Regions from separate parts of the Homo sapiens genome. Here regions 2 and 3 are each linked to region 1. A link is a contact called in ENCODE Hi-C or POLR2A ChIA-PET data. All regions are on one chromosome and are shown on one strand. The core of a region is the stretch at or near the end of the contact, and the rest is flanking DNA. Distances in the headings are between cores, read along the strand shown.

Region 1 (5,142 bases), core at 1,668-4,167:
TGCAATACATGCTCACAACAATGTATTTCATGTGTATGTTAAGCCAAAGTTGTGTAGACCTTTGTTGTTGTTTGTTTTGTTTTATTTTGCTTTTGAGATAGAGTCTCACTGTGTCTCCCAGGCTGGAGTAGAGTGGTGCAATCACAGCTCACTGCAGCCTCAATCTCCCAGGCTCAATTGATCCTCCCATCTCAGCCTCCCTAATAGCAGGAATTGCAGGTATGCACCACCACGTCCAGCAAATTTTTGTATTTACCATAGAGACAAGGTTTCACCATGTTGCCCAGACTGATCTTAAACTCCTGGGCTCAAGCCATCCTCCCACCTCGGCCTCCCCAAGGGCTGAGATTACAGGCGTGAGCTACTGTAATCTGGCCAAAAGTTCTATTTACAATTTTTAAAAATAGCTTCAACAGATTATAGTAAGTTTGTTACTTGCTATTATATAGTTATCCAACTATAACATTCAAGTTTTGTTTCACAAGTTTCTTTTTATCCTAACACAACCTTCTCACTCTCCAAGCCACGATGTCATCATTATCATCATTTTAAGATCTGAAAATCTGAATTTTAAAAATTTTAAAAGGTCAGCTCCTTCAATATACCCAGCCCCCTTTTTTTTCTATTTCAAATATTAGGGAGTATTCAGTATGACTTTTTTGGGGGAAAACATGCTTGGAACGTTGGAATTGTTATTACTATTTATTATTTGCACCCTCTACTAACCCAATCCAGTCCAATCACCAACACATTCTCCAAAATTTCTTTAAATTGAGATTTTCAAGAGATGTTTATATTAATAAGCAGATTAAGTGACGCATTTACATTTGCTTTCTCTTCCATGCAACATCAGGGTGCCTGCATTGGAAATGGAATACATGACCAGCAAATGAATGGATGTGTCACATGCAAACAGCATGACTGGAAATTTAAGAAGCAAAATGATAAGAACCTTAGGGAACGCAAAATTCATAAAAGTTTAGAATTACAAGAGGCCTTAATAGGCCATTTAATCCATTCCAATAACAACAACCCCAGATGACAATCTATCCTATTTTTAAAAGGCTCCAGATTTCCAACCTCCCTAGATATCTCATTCTGCCATACAACCTTGTCATGTGATTTGGGGGAAATATTATGACTGTTCTTTGCCCTTCCTAATGCTATCTTTTCTCAAATAATATAGCAATACATCTTAACTCACTTCCAAGATATATAAATGTGTATAGGTGCAGAATACGTGTGTGTGTGTGTGTGTCTCTATACATATATACGTACATTTATGCATAAGACAGGCACCTAGGACATTCAATTTTGCTTGTATAAACGCAGGCTATGGAAACACATATATCAAAGAGACATACTCATCCCACACTAATCACAACAGGCACTATGAAACAATGTCACAGAACAATTTTGGTCTAAAAATATCCAGTAGAAATCAATTTCATAAAACCTGAGGTAAATAGGTTTCTTCCCACTATGAATAATCATAGTTTCTTTCCCTTCTACAAATACTGCCCCATTTTGAGCAACCACCACTAACAGAATTGTAAAAATATAATATATACATAGGTACTAGACCCAAACAGACAATGTTTTAACGTTTGATTTTTCAAACCACTTAGCTAACAATCATTTTGGAAAAGGGCCCAGTGAAAAAGATAGTGATGGCAGAGTTCAGCCAGTGATAATGAACTAGCAGCCAGTTTTAATCAAGCAGGCCAGAGAACTGATTCAAATAAAATAAATCATTTTTGGAACAAATATAGAATGAGGAAGTCCCAAGCAAGGATAAAAAAAAATGTGTCTGTTAGGAAATACAATAAAATGTTAACCATGAAATGCCACCTCTGGAGATGGAATTACAAAGATGGGTTAGTTTGTTCAGATTTGTTATTCCCATCATTTAATTATCTCTATATTCTAAGTATTATAGACATTTCTTAAACTAAGACAAATCTGTCCCTGTGTTTCACAGCTCTCTAAGATAACATGTCTTTTACATAACCTCCTGGGAGAGGTGGTACAAGCTCCTGTCCTCCTCGTGTCTCCCAGTAACCTGCCACCCATCACAGAACAGATTTCACCATGTTCCCCGGGGTAGCTCCTGTCATCACCATCATCATCCTCATCTCACGCTTAAGACTAAACAATGCGCCCCGCCTCGCCTCCCGGTTGCAAAGGCTTTATAATTTGTTGTTTTATTGGGGCGGGAGATTTGGAGAAAGGTTTAGCAGATGATGAGCTGCCCTCACCCAAAGGCAGAGGAGAGGAGGAAGACACGTCGTCCCAGCCTCCACCCCGCTAAAGGCGGCCGGCGCCTGGGGACACCGGGGTCGCGGCACTCCCCGGACCCTGAGAGGGAGTCGGCCGCCGCCCGCGGACCGAGCCCCAGCCGGGGCAGAGGAGCTGGTCAGCAGATAAAGGAATGAAGCAGAAAGAGACGCGACCACAGCGGGGCCGGGGCACAGACGTTGTAAGCCGCTGGAGGGGCGGGTCTCTCGGCCCTCTCCGCGGGCGCCTCGGCTTCTACGCTGCTCCGAGGCGCCCGGGCGGCAGGAGGCCTCTAGAGCCGGGGACCCGGGGGATCCGCGGCGCGCCAGGAGGGCTCCCCCAGCTCGCCTGCCGCCCACCCGGGACCCCAGCAGCCCCGCTCGGCTGCAGTCCCGAAACGGCCCCGGCCGGCCCTGCGCGGCCGGCAAAGCACACACGCGCGCGCGCACACACACACACACACACACACACACACACACACACAGGACCAGGAGGACGGTAGATGATGCGTTACCGTACGTGGCTCTGGAGCTGGCGGGGTGGGGCGCGGCTCCGGCGACCCGAGCCCGGCTCCGCAGAGGCTGCGGCGGTCGCGTCCTTTATTTTTGCTGCAGCAGCAGCGACTTGTCAAAGGGAAAGACGTAAGAGGCGGCGGCAGCAGCGGCGGCGTCAGGCGAGTCTCACGAGATTTGGGCGGAACTCTCGCGCAGCCGGGAGCCCTCGCCCCGCCCAACAGGCCCAGCGCGGGAGGTGAAAGGGGAACCGAGAGGAAGGCGGCTGAGGTGGAGTTGGGGGTTGAGCGAAAAGGGGAAAGGGATTTGGGAGCGAGGGGAGCCAAGCTAGGTGCTGGGGACACTTTGCTACCGCGCGGCCCTCACCCTTCAGCCGTCGCGGAATCCGGGCAGCCCCGACCGCCTGCGGGGACCTGACTCCACAGATGAAGCACAATTGGGGGCGTTTCACAAAGGGTGGTGAGGAGTGGGGGGCCATGCAGTGCGCCCCCTTTTCCTCGTGGTGGGCAGGGAAGACCCCGCCGCCAGGCGAAGGGACACGTGTTACGGCCGGCGGCAGGGCCAGGGCCTCACCCCTTTATCTCCGCCTCGCACCCGGCGCCCCACGCTCTTTATCTCTCATCGCAGCGGCCCCGGCCCTCCGGCCGGCTAAGTTCAATCACATAAAAGCGTTTCACTTGACCTACTCTTCCACCTTGTTCATGTCTTTGCGCCTTATGGGACTGCCAGAACCCTGCAGATGCCAGGGCCTGGCTCCTCGGTTTTCTTTTCTGCTTGGGAACACAGTAGTGTCCTTTGGGTGACTTACATCCTTGATCATGACCTCGACCTCCACGTGAAACCCCATGAGGGGAAGGACACAGACTGGCTCAGTCCTCACCATATCTCCAGCGCCTAACATAGGTCCAAGTGGACATTAAATTGTTGAGTGAATACCCCATCTCCATCTTCCTCCTTCTGTACCTGGTTTTACTCCTTTCCAGCCACCTTCATGGTGTCTTTCCTTCCAGATATTCTAACGAGCATCAATTAAACTGACCGATGACTTGGGGACAAAAAATAGAGTTGGCCTCTGCGTTCCAGAAGTTTGCAATCCAATTGGAGGCGTAGGAGAAGCACACAAACATACAAGCCATGAATGTGTCACTAATGTAAGAAATTACGGTATAGACAGACGAGGGAGTGCTTTCCCATGGTTAAATTAGATACATGTTTGTGTGTCACATGAGGCAGTTTAGTCCAAGAGTTAGGAGCCATGTGCTTCACTGTCAGACACTGGTGGGAATTCTGGAATCCCACTTACCCCAGGTGTGTGACCTTGGGCAAGTTGCTTGACCTCTCTGAACCTCAGTTCCTTATGTGTCAATTTATAATGCCAGTTCTTGTTATCACAAGGTTCCTCTGAGGAGTAAAATATATGTAAAGCTCACATACGGCACATATTAAGTACTCATTAAATGATGGGTCTTAGGTGTGTAGCTTTTAAGTTTCTATGTATAAAATGTGTATTTCTGGTAAATGATGTAAGGGAGTAGCTACATGAGGAGTGATGTCATTGTTGCTAGTGCTTTATGATCTGGGTATTGTGTGTGAAGCATACTCAAAAACAACAAGCAAAAGCTCCTCCTTTTAACTTGTTGATGTCATCTACGTCACTCACAAATATGATATTCTGTCTTTCTTGAATTTGTAAAATTGTACTGGTTTTGCCCACTTTTTCTTTTTCTTTTTTTTGAGATGGAGTTTTGCTCTTGTTGCCCAGGCTAGAGTGCAATGGCACCATCTTGGCTCACTGCAACCTCCGCCTCCCAGGTTTAAGCGATTCTCCTGCCTCAGCCTCCCAAGTAGGTGGGATTACAGGTGTGTGCCACCATGCCTGGCTAATTTTTGTATTTTTAGTAGAGATGGGGTTCCACCATATTGGCCAGGCTGGTCTCGAACTCCTGACCTTGTGATCCGACCGCCTTGGCCTCCCAAAGTGCTGGGATTACAGGGGTGAGCCACCGTGCCCAGCCTGGTTTTGCCCATTCTATTTCAAGAAAAGGACTGCTTACTTTAAAGACCAATCAAGAGACTCCCTCTTTTACCATCTCCTTAGCTTCCACCCTCAGAGCTGTGTGTAAAAGAGAATTGAATACAACTGTGTTCAGTTGCATACAATTAGCAAATACTGTTAGTGTCAGCAAGTGAGCCCTGACTACTAGCCACCCTCACCTTGACCACACCACTCTTTCCCAAAACACTGTTTTTTTCTTTCTTTCTTTTTTCTTTTTGAGGTGGAGTCTCACTCTGCTGCTTAGGCTAGAGTGCAGTGGCGTGATCTTGGCTCACTTCAACCTCTGTCTCCCGGGTT
Region 2 (5,142 bases), core at 1,208-3,707, 890 kb before region 1:
TGATTCAATTACCTCGCACTGGGTCCCTCCCGTGACACATGGGAATTATGGGAGCTAGAATTCAAAATGAGATTTGGGTGAGGACACAGCCAAACCGTATCAGACAGGGAGTATTCTAGAGCCCTGGGGGTGACTGAGAACCCCAAAGAGAAGAGTGGAGTTAGTAAGAAACCTGGCCCTGGGATACTTAGAACAGGGCCAGAAGAGCCTTTCCAGACAATTTTACCCAATTCCTTCAGTGTACAGAGAAGAAAACCCGATTGATGAGATTAAGCCTTTTGCCCAAACTCACAGAGGTAGAAAGTGGCAGAGCTGGGATTAGATCTGGGTCTCCTGGCTGCTGGTTGGGGGCTCTCTAACGTTCCCTAGGGAAGAAGGTTCATGGGAGGAGGGGACCATGTGTGCTGCAGCATCAGGGAAGGCTTCAAAATCATGAAGATGGCTTATATACAAGACACCACTTTACTCAATCCTTTCACCTGCCATCTCCATTGGCTCTCACCCCAACCCTTCCATCAGGTCCTGCGCAAAGCCTCTTAACCACATTCCCCATAACTGGCCAGGTTAACCAGCTTCCATTCTCTGCCCCAAATACAGCAGTTGATGCTCCCAGCTAGCAGCTTATCTATAATACGCCTCCACACTTCTGCTCTCCAAATGAGTAGAACATTTACCAAGAATCAATTATTCATGTTCCCAAATCTATTTATGCCTTGCCACTTACACTTGACACCATGATTATGCAATTTAACCAAAAGGAACATAAACCGAGAAAGAAGAGTGTGGAACAAAAGAAATTGTTGCTTTTTATGTCAAACACATTGCTTTAGGAAAGACTTGATAAAAGTGAATCACTAAGAAACTTGTTGAATGAGGTGTGGACGAGATAACGGTAAAAAAAAAAAGAGAAAGTTTGTATAAATCTAGAAGGATTCTGCACTCGAATTGCTTCAAGAGTACCTTGGGTTCTCTCTTCTTCATTAAAACAGACACTGGAAATTATTAGTGTAGCTTACGCAAAACAGAAAAGTAGAATTTTCTTCACCAGTTTCTTTGAGAAAAGGCCTTTGATCCACATCAAAATAAGGCTGTATGTGTCCTGTTTTATGATTTCTCACCTTGATCAAATTTTTTGGTTAACCAACCAACTACTAGTCCCAATTATATAGGACAAGAGACCTTCCAATGATATAATTTTCGTTTTCAGATGAGTTGTCCATGCTCTGAGCAGCATGTCAAACTCAGAGAGAGGCACACAGGCAGGGATGGGATACAATGGCAGCTGCAAGCATGGGATGCTGTACAGTACCACAGGAGGCATCCCATGGGATGTGGTACTATACTGCATTGGGCCCAAATTCCAGCTCCACTCTAACCAGTGGTGTGGTCTTGGGCAAATCATTTATCCTCTTTGTTGTTGTTGTGTTTGAGACAGGGTCTCCCTCTGTCACCCAGGCTGGAGTGCAGTGGTGCGATCTCAGCTCACTGCAACCCTCCACCTCCCAGGCTCAAGCAATCCTCCCACCTCAGCCTCCCAATTAGCTGGGACTACAGGCATGCACCACCACGCCCAGATAATTTTTTGTATTTTTTGCCACATTGGCCAGGCTGGTCTCAAACTCCTGAGCTCAAGCGATCTGCTGTGCCCTCCTCAGCCTCCCAAAGTGCTGGGATTACAGGCATGAGCCACCGTGCCCGGCCTCATTTGTTCTCTTTAAGTTCAGTTTTCTCACATGTTAAATAATACCTATCTTGGATTATTGTCTAGGTGGAGGGAAATGATGTTGCCTACACCCAGCATGGCGCCAGACCCATTTGAAAATATGAACTTCCTTGTCTGACTCTAAATGAGAAAAGGGGGATGCAATGAGCTTTGGCGGGTGGACTGGGTGTGGATAAGTGGGAAAGACAGATGGCATCCCTCCTCATCAGCAAATTCCAACTCACAGAACAAGGCAGTCTTTGGAGAGAGGCATGTGGTAAGTTATCCTAGGTACACGTTCAGACCCTGTGCCCAGGGACCAAAACAAAAGGTTCCTGGGAGCAGAATGCAAAGGACCACACTCAAGCCGAGTAAAGAGGGCTGCAGGAGTCTGCAAGAGCTGGGAGCTGCCACATGAACTTGCTTTGGGAGAAGTCCATTTGCAGGGGGTTGCACAACCCTGGAGGCTGTGCTCTGTACACCTGGGAAAGCATTGTTAAGTCCTGGGACCTGTAAACTGTTTTCCCTGGTAGTTGAGCCCTGTGACTTCCCCAGCTGCTGAGTCCAGAAATGAGGAGTGCCTTGGCTTCAGTGTCAGAAGCAGCCCCACTCAGTTTCTCAGAACACATCTGTGTGGGTGTCTGACTGTCTCTCTATGTCTCTGTCTCTGCTTCTCTCTCTGTCTCTTGCTGTCATTCTGTCTGTGTCTGTCTCTCTGTGTGTTTCTGTGGCTGAGTCAGATGGAGGAGTCCTCATGTTTCACTGCTTAGCAGTTTTTGTCCTTCCTAGTACCCGTTCCCAGCCCACAAGATGCAGAAAGAGCTGTTGCTAGCGTGAGTTATTTTTGTCAGCTGAGTCACCACGCCAGAAAGCAAGAAATGACCCGCTTTATGTCTGCTCTGAGGAGCTGGAACCAGCTGGGATCTCTGGACCACTGAAAGCCCTGGAACATCGCCCACTTGAGCCCAGCGTCCAGCCCCTAACTGGAGAGAGGCAGCCAAGGACACACTGAAAGGCCCGGCCTGTCCCACCCCTGCCATCAAGGCCTGCCCTGGTGATGAAGACTGTCAGGGGTCACCAGCTCCCATCTGCAGCCTCAGGGCTTTACTCCCTGCTGAGAGGGACTGCTGCTCATTCTGACCGTATCATGGTTAATCCTGCCCCAGTCCTTGGCTGCCTGGCCCATGAGACTGTGTTCCTTCGGGCGAGGGAGCACGCCTGTTTATAGCCCTTTGGCACATATCATAGTGGCTGGGACATAGTAGGTGGTCAATAAGCATTAGCTCTGTTCCCTTCACTGTGGCTCTGCAGGCAAGCCAGCTGCATCTCAGCTCCTCTACCTTTGGCCTCATTCCTGCCTAAAATGCCCTCTCGTTTCCTCCCTGTAGCCACATCCAACCCAGGGTCCTAGCCCTGGCCCCGTCCACACAGCCTGTCCTCCAACCCTGCAACCCCCTAAGATGCTTCCCCTCTGGACCCCACAGCACCTGCTTCCCTTCACTCCCCTGCACCTCCTGAAATCTTAGGCATTTGTGGACATGCATATTTTTCTGGGAAATCTTAAAGGAGTCCTTGGCCCCCAAGAGGTTTAGAACTACTGGGAGGGAATGGGGAAGCCTGGAAGGGTATTGAATGATACATTCCTTTGGTAAGACAGACCTGGCAGGGTACAGGGGGTTCTCTTCCATTTCTTTTGTAGGGCTTCCTCTTTGGGTGGGAAACTTTGAGGAGGCTCCAGGGCTGTGGACTGTCAGGGTGTGCTTTCCCTGTGACAGCATTCAGATAAGATGAGTAGTCTCTGTCTCTGTCTCCCTCTCTATCTGAATAACAAGGCTTGTTGTTTCTGTAGTTTTTCATTTTATTTTTCACATTCTGGACATTTTTAAAGCAGAAATCATTTTAGCTCACCAAGAGTTGAAATTAGAGAGAGAGTGAATCACCTGGTCTCATCTAAAGTAGATAACAAAGCTGAGTTTGGTGAGAGCTGCAGTAAGCCATTTGCTTGGACACCATGCACAGCCGCAAGAAGTGATACCTCTTGTAAATAAATCACCCACTGGCAGCCTCACCTTGGAATATTTATAAGGAAACAGACCTGGGAAGGACAAACTGTAAGTCTAGGCTGCAAAGATTATTGGAAGAAGCACTTTACAGTGTATACAGAAAGTTTGATGCTTGATCACCTACAGGAAGACAGAGGAGAAAGAAAGGAAAGCTGCCAGTTCTATTAGGCAGGGAAATGGTGTATTTCATTTTCAACGGTGGCCTGTCCTTGTGTATATCTGTGAGTCTTTCTCACTACAGGATAGGGAAACATACAGGGAGAGTCTGCCCATCCTCCTTCCTAACCTCCAAGCTTTGGCAAGCCAGCCCAGGGCAGGATGCCTACGATGCCTGAAGGGGTCCCCAAGTTTGCTCCCAAATTACGTCAAAGCCCCAATCTACACCATAGGCCACAGGAAAGCCCAGACTGGCCCCCCTTCTCTGGTTGTAATATTGATGAAGTGCTTTGGGTGAAAGAGGATCTTCCATGGAGAAGAGATACAGCTGGGCCCAGTGAAGTATCCGTGTACATTTACGTCGGTGCAGAGCCAGACGCTGCAAGTGGACTCCCAAGTTCAACGAGCACAGTGTAACCTTAAGCAAGCTGCCGCCTCTATGAGCATCTTCCCTACCTCCACCCCTCCCGCCACTCAATTTGTCTCATCTATTAAATTAAATTCCTCCAGGGACAATGGGGAGTCACACCCATCCCCCCAAGGAAAGCCTCAGGGCACCCCAGGAGTCTTGTGGTATGGCAGAAGGAGCACCGGGAGGGGTGTGGGGAGCACTATGTTGCGTGGCCTTGGAAAGTTGATTCAGACCTCATGGAATCCTCATCAGCCACTGTTCATTCAACAGCCATTTGTGTATTGCATGCATGTCCTATGTGCACCACTGTCATAGGGAGTGGGGGTAAAATGATGCAAAAAGGAAGATCCTAAACCTCCCAGGAATCAAAAATTTGAAAGAACACACATGAGTTAGAGTACAATGAAGTACATTACTGATGGAGAGAGAGAAGGTGCTAGCAGGCTGAGTGGGAGGCAAGTCTCCCAGCCTAAGGGGAGAGGTTGTAATAGGAGGTGGTATCTCAGCTGGTTGCTAAAAGACGAGTAGAGGTGAGCCAGGCCAAAGAGAGGGATGGGAGGCGTGGCTTTCCAGGCAGAGTCCCAGAAGTGGGAAACATCATGGAGAAAATGTGAACATTTTGGTGTTGCTGATGGAAATGGCAAGAAATAAGTCTGCATCTTTAGGCAAGAACAAAATATAAAGGGCCTTGGACCTGTTCAAGAGGATTGAACCCTACATTTTCAAATGTAGCCCAGAGCATATCACTCCTCTACTCAAAGCTCTGCAGGTTTTACTCCTGTTTCCCCTGCAGTGTCCTTACAATGCCC
Region 3 (5,142 bases), core at 1,233-3,732, 560 kb before region 1:
CTCAGCCTCCCAAAGTGCTGGGATTACAGGCGTGAGCCACTGTGCATGGCTACTTAACCTCTCGACAGCCCTTCTTTCTGAAATGTTTTCCCCTTGGCTTCCACAGCACCACATTCCCCCAGTTTTCTTGTTACCCTCTTGGCCACTCCTTTTCAGTTTCTTATGAGGTTCCTCTTCTCCTCATACCTTTAATGTTGGTGTTCTGACATAGGCCTTGTTCTGGCTTTACTAGCTATCTAGGTAATTCTATTCTATATACTCTCACGGCTTCAGGTATTCTGGTCTCAGCTCTGATGTTCAGTCCATTTCTCTCCTGATCCTGTATATGTAGTTGCCTACTGAACACCTCCATTTGGAGTGCTACAAGTATCTCAGTCTCAAGGCATCCAAAATGAAGGCCAGGCACGGTGGCTCATGCCTGTAATCCCAGCACTTTGGGAGGCCGAGGTGGGCAAGTCACTTGAGGCCAGGAGTTCGAGACTGGCCTGGCCAACATTGTTCACACTGTCTCTACTAAAATACGAAAATAACCCAGGCATGGTGGCGCGTGCCTATAGTCCCAGCTACTCTGGAGGCTGAGGCAGGATAATTGCTTGAACTCGGGAGGCAGAGGTTGCAGTGAGCTGAGATCACACCACTGCACTCCAGCCTGGGCGACAGAGTGAGACTATGTCTCCAAAACAGTAACAACAAAATAACAAAATGGTACTCATTATCGTGTCTACTTTGCCATATTCTCTCCTCCTCCTGTCTCCACAGCATCCACTTAAGCCCGAACCCTCTAGAAGCCCTCATCCTTGACTCTTCCCCCATCTCACTCTATGTAGCTCATTAGTCACTAAATTCTGTTTGTACAATTCCTAAACTTCTATTAAATTTGTCTGCTTCCCTCCAGAGTCCTGCTAATTCCCTGAATCAGGCCACTGCCATCTCATGCCTGCGTTGCACTGAGGACCTCCAGTCTGGAAGCTCATTTTCCATATCTTTACAAAGCAGATCTATCACTCTGAACTGTTGTCTCGACCCGAGTTTTGATAGGTATTGTGCTGGGATCTGACCATTCAAAATACAATCACTGGAATCTGAAGAAGTATTCTGTGGGAGTGAATGGAAATATATATGACTTTTAAATGGGCAAAGGTAATGTTTTTCTGTAAGAATTAAATACCTGCAGTTGTATTATTTGAAGGTGCATTTTCAGGGGCGAGCTGCAAAACATCTGTCAGGTCCCAACATTTGTCTACTGGTGTTTTTTTAAATGTGGATTGCCAAAATCTTTATTCATGATGGACATTATGTAGGAGTGGTTAATACTTACATAGCACTTACCTGTGTCAGGCACACTGATCAAAATAACCGACGAAGTATTATTCAACATAAAGAAAAATCTAACTTGGATGTGAATGATCAGAGAACTTAAGTTTTAATTTTTAAACCTTTCAGAAATTGTTAATATAGATGTTTATAACTTCCACCTTTTAAATTATTTCACTTATTGAACAGATATTAGTGAACTTCTAGGTGCTGAGGAAACAACAAAGAGCAAAGCAAAGTCCCTGTCCCCCAGGAGTTCGCGTTTTAACGGGGAAGAAAAATAAGCAAGTGAAATGGACGACTGTGAGAAGACGGAGCAGGGAGATGTTACTATTGCTTGTAGGGTGGTCACAGAATGCCTGCAAAAACAACCCTTTTGAAGAATTGGGAAAAAAATAAAAACCATTTGGCTGAAACAGCCCTGAGAAGGGCAGCTTCTTCCACCACTCTTTCATCATTTTACCATCTGTGGGTTATCCCCGGGGTCACTGCTATCCCAGCCTAGGTTTTATACAGGATGGAGTACGAAGTTCCCGCAACTATCCAAACGGTAAAATGTGCTTAAAAAAAAAAAAAAACCTATTTAAAAAGGAATCCTGCTTGTTCCTGCGCTACATTTTTGTTTAGTCTCTTTGGTTGACTTGGAATCTCTGCCTGTTCTCGGTGCATGCGGCTCGAAGGTGGGCTAGGGAGCTTCCCTTCTCTTAACCACCTCGCGGCCGGCACTGGAACCCGATCGGAGTGTATCTGTGGGGCTGCGGCGATGGCTGGGGCCCTAACGTCGCCGAGGACGCCCGCCTCGGGAGCAGGAGCTGCGGCGTGGCCCTGGCGCTTCCGGACACCCGGTAGGGCGGAGGGCCCAACGGTGGGGTCCGCGCTCACCGCCTTGAGCCCGCCCCTGCGCCCGGCGCCCTCAGCCCACGCCCCGCCCAGTCCCCCAGGCCCTAGCGTTTACCCCCACGCCCCGCCTCGCCCCGCGACCCACGTACCCCGCCTCCGAGCCCCGCCCCCGCCCCCACGTGCCCCGCCCCCGAGCCCCGCCCCCGTCCCCGTGCCTGCCCATGAGCCGCGCCCCGCCCCCCGCGTCCCGCTTAGCCCCCCACCCCGAGCCCCACCCACCGAACCCCGCCCGCGCCGGGAGCATCTCGCGTCCCCAACGGGCCCCCGGGTCGGTTTCCGCGGTGGCCATGACTGCGGCCGTGTTCTTCGGCTGCGCCTTCATTGCCTTCGGGCCTGCGCTCGCCCTTTATGTCTTCACCATCGCCACCGAGCCGTTGCGTATCATCTTCCTCATCGCCGGGTGAGGCGGTCGCGTCGGGAAACCCGGACGCCGGGGCTCCCCTCCCCCGCTGGGGTTACCCGCGACCCTCGGCGCCCCCACCGCGCGGCTCGACCTTGTTGCGTTTCAGACGGGAGGAGGGTTGAGAGGGGGAGAGCGGAGATCCGGCTCCCCAAAGGCGCCTCGCCCTCTTAGGAAGAAGCGCACACTGGGGGTCAGGGCCTTTTGCCTGGGGCTCATGGGTGGGGTTTAGTGATCCGTGAAGCTACTAAAGTTGTATAAAAAAATTATGGATAAGTTCATATATGCATCCTTCATTTTCTGGAGGGGGAGTCCCTAATTTCCCTCAGATTCTCAAAGGCATGTGTAATCCCCAAAGGGTTAAAAACCATTGGCGTTTAGGATAGTAGTGCGCGACTTCCGCCTATTAGAATCACCTGTGGCCAGGTGCTTTAAAACATGCCGATGCCCACCCCCACCCCGATCCATTGAATCAGAATGTCTAGGGGATGGGATTCGGGCTTCAGAAAAAAAAAAAAAAATTTAAGCTCCTTTTGGATGGTTCCGTTGTGCAGCCGAAGGGTGGAAACCTGTAAAAACACCGAAGCACCTGACTGTGCGTCTCCTTCTGGGAGCTTGGTAAATACCGGACTCTGGTGTCCCATCGCAGTCATCACCTGCCTCTTACTTGCACATACCACATCCCCCCTCCTCTGATGAGTCTCTCTTGGCACCAGACTAGGCCAATGATTCCCGCTTTTCTGCGTTTCTTCACCTCCCACAAACGTATTGAAAGTGCTTCGCTGCATGTCATTTTAAAAATAATAGAGATTTGGGAAGGGTCTGTAAAGCTTGCTATAATCATTAGAATCCCCAGGGGTGCTGTAAGACCTGGAGGGCTTGGATACTGATCCAGATCAGAACACAGGTTTTCAAGTTGAATTTTATACCAGTCACTTTATTAATAGAGATGTAGATATTTTTCTGGAAAAGATACTCATCTTTGCAGATATCTGATCAGTAAATCCATAATTTCTTGTAAGTTTTAAGAATATGAAAATTGCAGTAATCAGGGTTGTGTATTTTCTTGTTTTGGCTCATCAATGGGCAGAGCATTGATTAGAAAGAGTAGCAAATAACCAAGTTTCTAGCTAGATAGTCCTTGGCAGATAGAGTCTGCAGATGTACTTGCAAGTAGCAGGGTCATTGAAAAAAGTAATTGTTGGGAAACCTCAGCCTTCCTCTTGGACACGTTTGTCTCACCAAGGAAAATGCACCGTTAAGAACAACTGATCAGAGTATCACTTTATGAGGACTTTCTTTTCCTTATTGAAACGTCAAGAAATCTCTTCCTTCTCAAGCAGGTTTTTTTTTTTTTCCTGCTTTTAAACATTATTAATCCTGTACTGATGTTCACTTGTAACTTTTTTTCCCGTATTTTTCAGAGCTTTCTTCTGGTTGGTGTCTCTACTGATTTCGTCCCTTGTTTGGTTCATGGCAAGAGTCATTATTGACAACAAAGATGGACCAACACAGAAATATCTGCTGATCTTTGGAGCGTTTGTCTCTGTCTATATCCAAGAAATGTTCCGATTTGCATATTATAAACTCTTAAAGTAAGTTAAATACCTGCCTTACCTTTTTTTTCCCCAGTTAGATTTTAGTTATGATTTGGTCATTTGAAACGTGAATATAGTATTGTATCTATGCCCTCCTACATAGTACTAAGCCAAGAGATTGGTACATTTCCAGCCTGAAAATCTTGAGTGTTCTTTTATCTTGTGGAAATTTCTTATTTCCTTCCTTTCTTCCTTTATTCAAAAAAATATTTCTTGAGAATCAATCCCAGACACTATCCTAGGTACTGGGGATACATCAGTGATTAAAAGACAGAGTCTCTGGCTTCATGGAGCTTATATTATAGTAGGAAGAGACAGACAATAAATGAATGAACAAGAAATACACTGGTATAGTAGGTAAGTGTCATGGAGACAAACAAGCTAGGGAAGCATTAAAACAACTACAGAAATCATTCCAGCTTAGAATGTATATGTTCTCTTTGCCACCACCTAAGTTAATTCTTTTTTTTTTTTTTTTTGAGACAGAGTTTTCGCTCCTGTTGCCCAGGCTGGAGTGCAATGGTGCAATCTCAGCTCACGGCAACCTCTGCCTCCTGGGTTCAAGCGATTCTCCTGCCTCAGCCTCCCGAGTAGCTGGGATTACAGGTGTGCACCACCATGCCCGGCTAATTTTTGTAATTTTAGTAGAGACAGGGTTTCACCATGTTCGCCAGGCTGGTTTCAAACTCCTGACCTCCAGTGATCCGCCCACCTTGGCCTCCCAAAGTGTTAGGATTACAGGCCTGAGCCACCACACCCGGCCAAGATAAATAATTCTTATGGAGACCATGCCTTCCATTATTTTGACTTTAGTAGGGGAAAACAGGAGTTCCTTTTGTGGTATTTCCTGTAGTTTTAAATCTATAATAGAAAATCACATTTTAAAAAATGCCTTGGGTTCCCTTGTTGGGCCAGAAAGTAGGTCTTCTC

The links. A loop is a pair of places that touch in the nucleus more often than their neighbours do. ChIA-PET counts read pairs that join two places held with the same protein, here RNA polymerase II (POLR2A). Pooled maps may share reads with other maps.
Region 2: POLR2A ChIA-PET joins it to region 1 with 10 read pairs in activated CD4-positive, alpha-beta T cell. The contact joins the enhancer-like site here to the promoter of HERC1 in region 1. POLR2A ChIA-PET finds 5 or more read pairs at or near these places in 2 of 52 experiments (WTC11 and activated CD4-positive, alpha-beta T cell).
Region 3: a pooled map shows a loop between it and region 1 (4-fold over the local background). The contact joins the promoter of APH1B here to the promoter of HERC1 in region 1. A Hi-C loop is called at or near these places in 1 of 168 maps with a recorded cell type or tissue (CD4-positive, alpha-beta memory T cell) and 4 of 50 pooled maps.

What each region holds. Positions count from the first base shown.
Region 1 is chr15:63,831,031-63,836,172 of GRCh38, forward strand. It overlaps HERC1 (HECT and RLD domain containing E3 ubiquitin protein ligase family member 1), which reads right to left and starts at 2,918. Exons shown (of 78, transcript NM_003922.4): 1 at 2,797-2,918. RefSeq lists enhancers at 2,074-2,939, 2,940-3,803, 2,977-3,106 and a silencer at 2,307-2,736.
Region 2 is chr15:62,938,379-62,943,520 of GRCh38, forward strand. No RefSeq gene overlaps it. Among named protein-coding and RNA genes, the nearest start is that of TPM1, 100 kb to the right of the region's middle. Within about 2 kb of position 2,458, at least 25 of the 41 ENCODE cell types and tissues checked have a DNase peak (open chromatin) inside an H3K27ac peak, as active enhancers do.
Region 3 is chr15:63,275,123-63,280,264 of GRCh38, forward strand. APH1B (aph-1B gamma-secretase subunit) reads left to right here and starts at 2,483. Exons shown (of 6, transcript NM_031301.4): 1 at 2,483-2,614; 2 at 4,039-4,209. The coding sequence starts at 2,502. It overlaps LOC124903504 (a long non-coding RNA gene), which reads left to right. Exons shown (of 2, transcript XR_007064674.1): 1 at 1-240; 2 at 896-1,730. RefSeq lists silencers at 2,010-2,429, 2,510-2,789.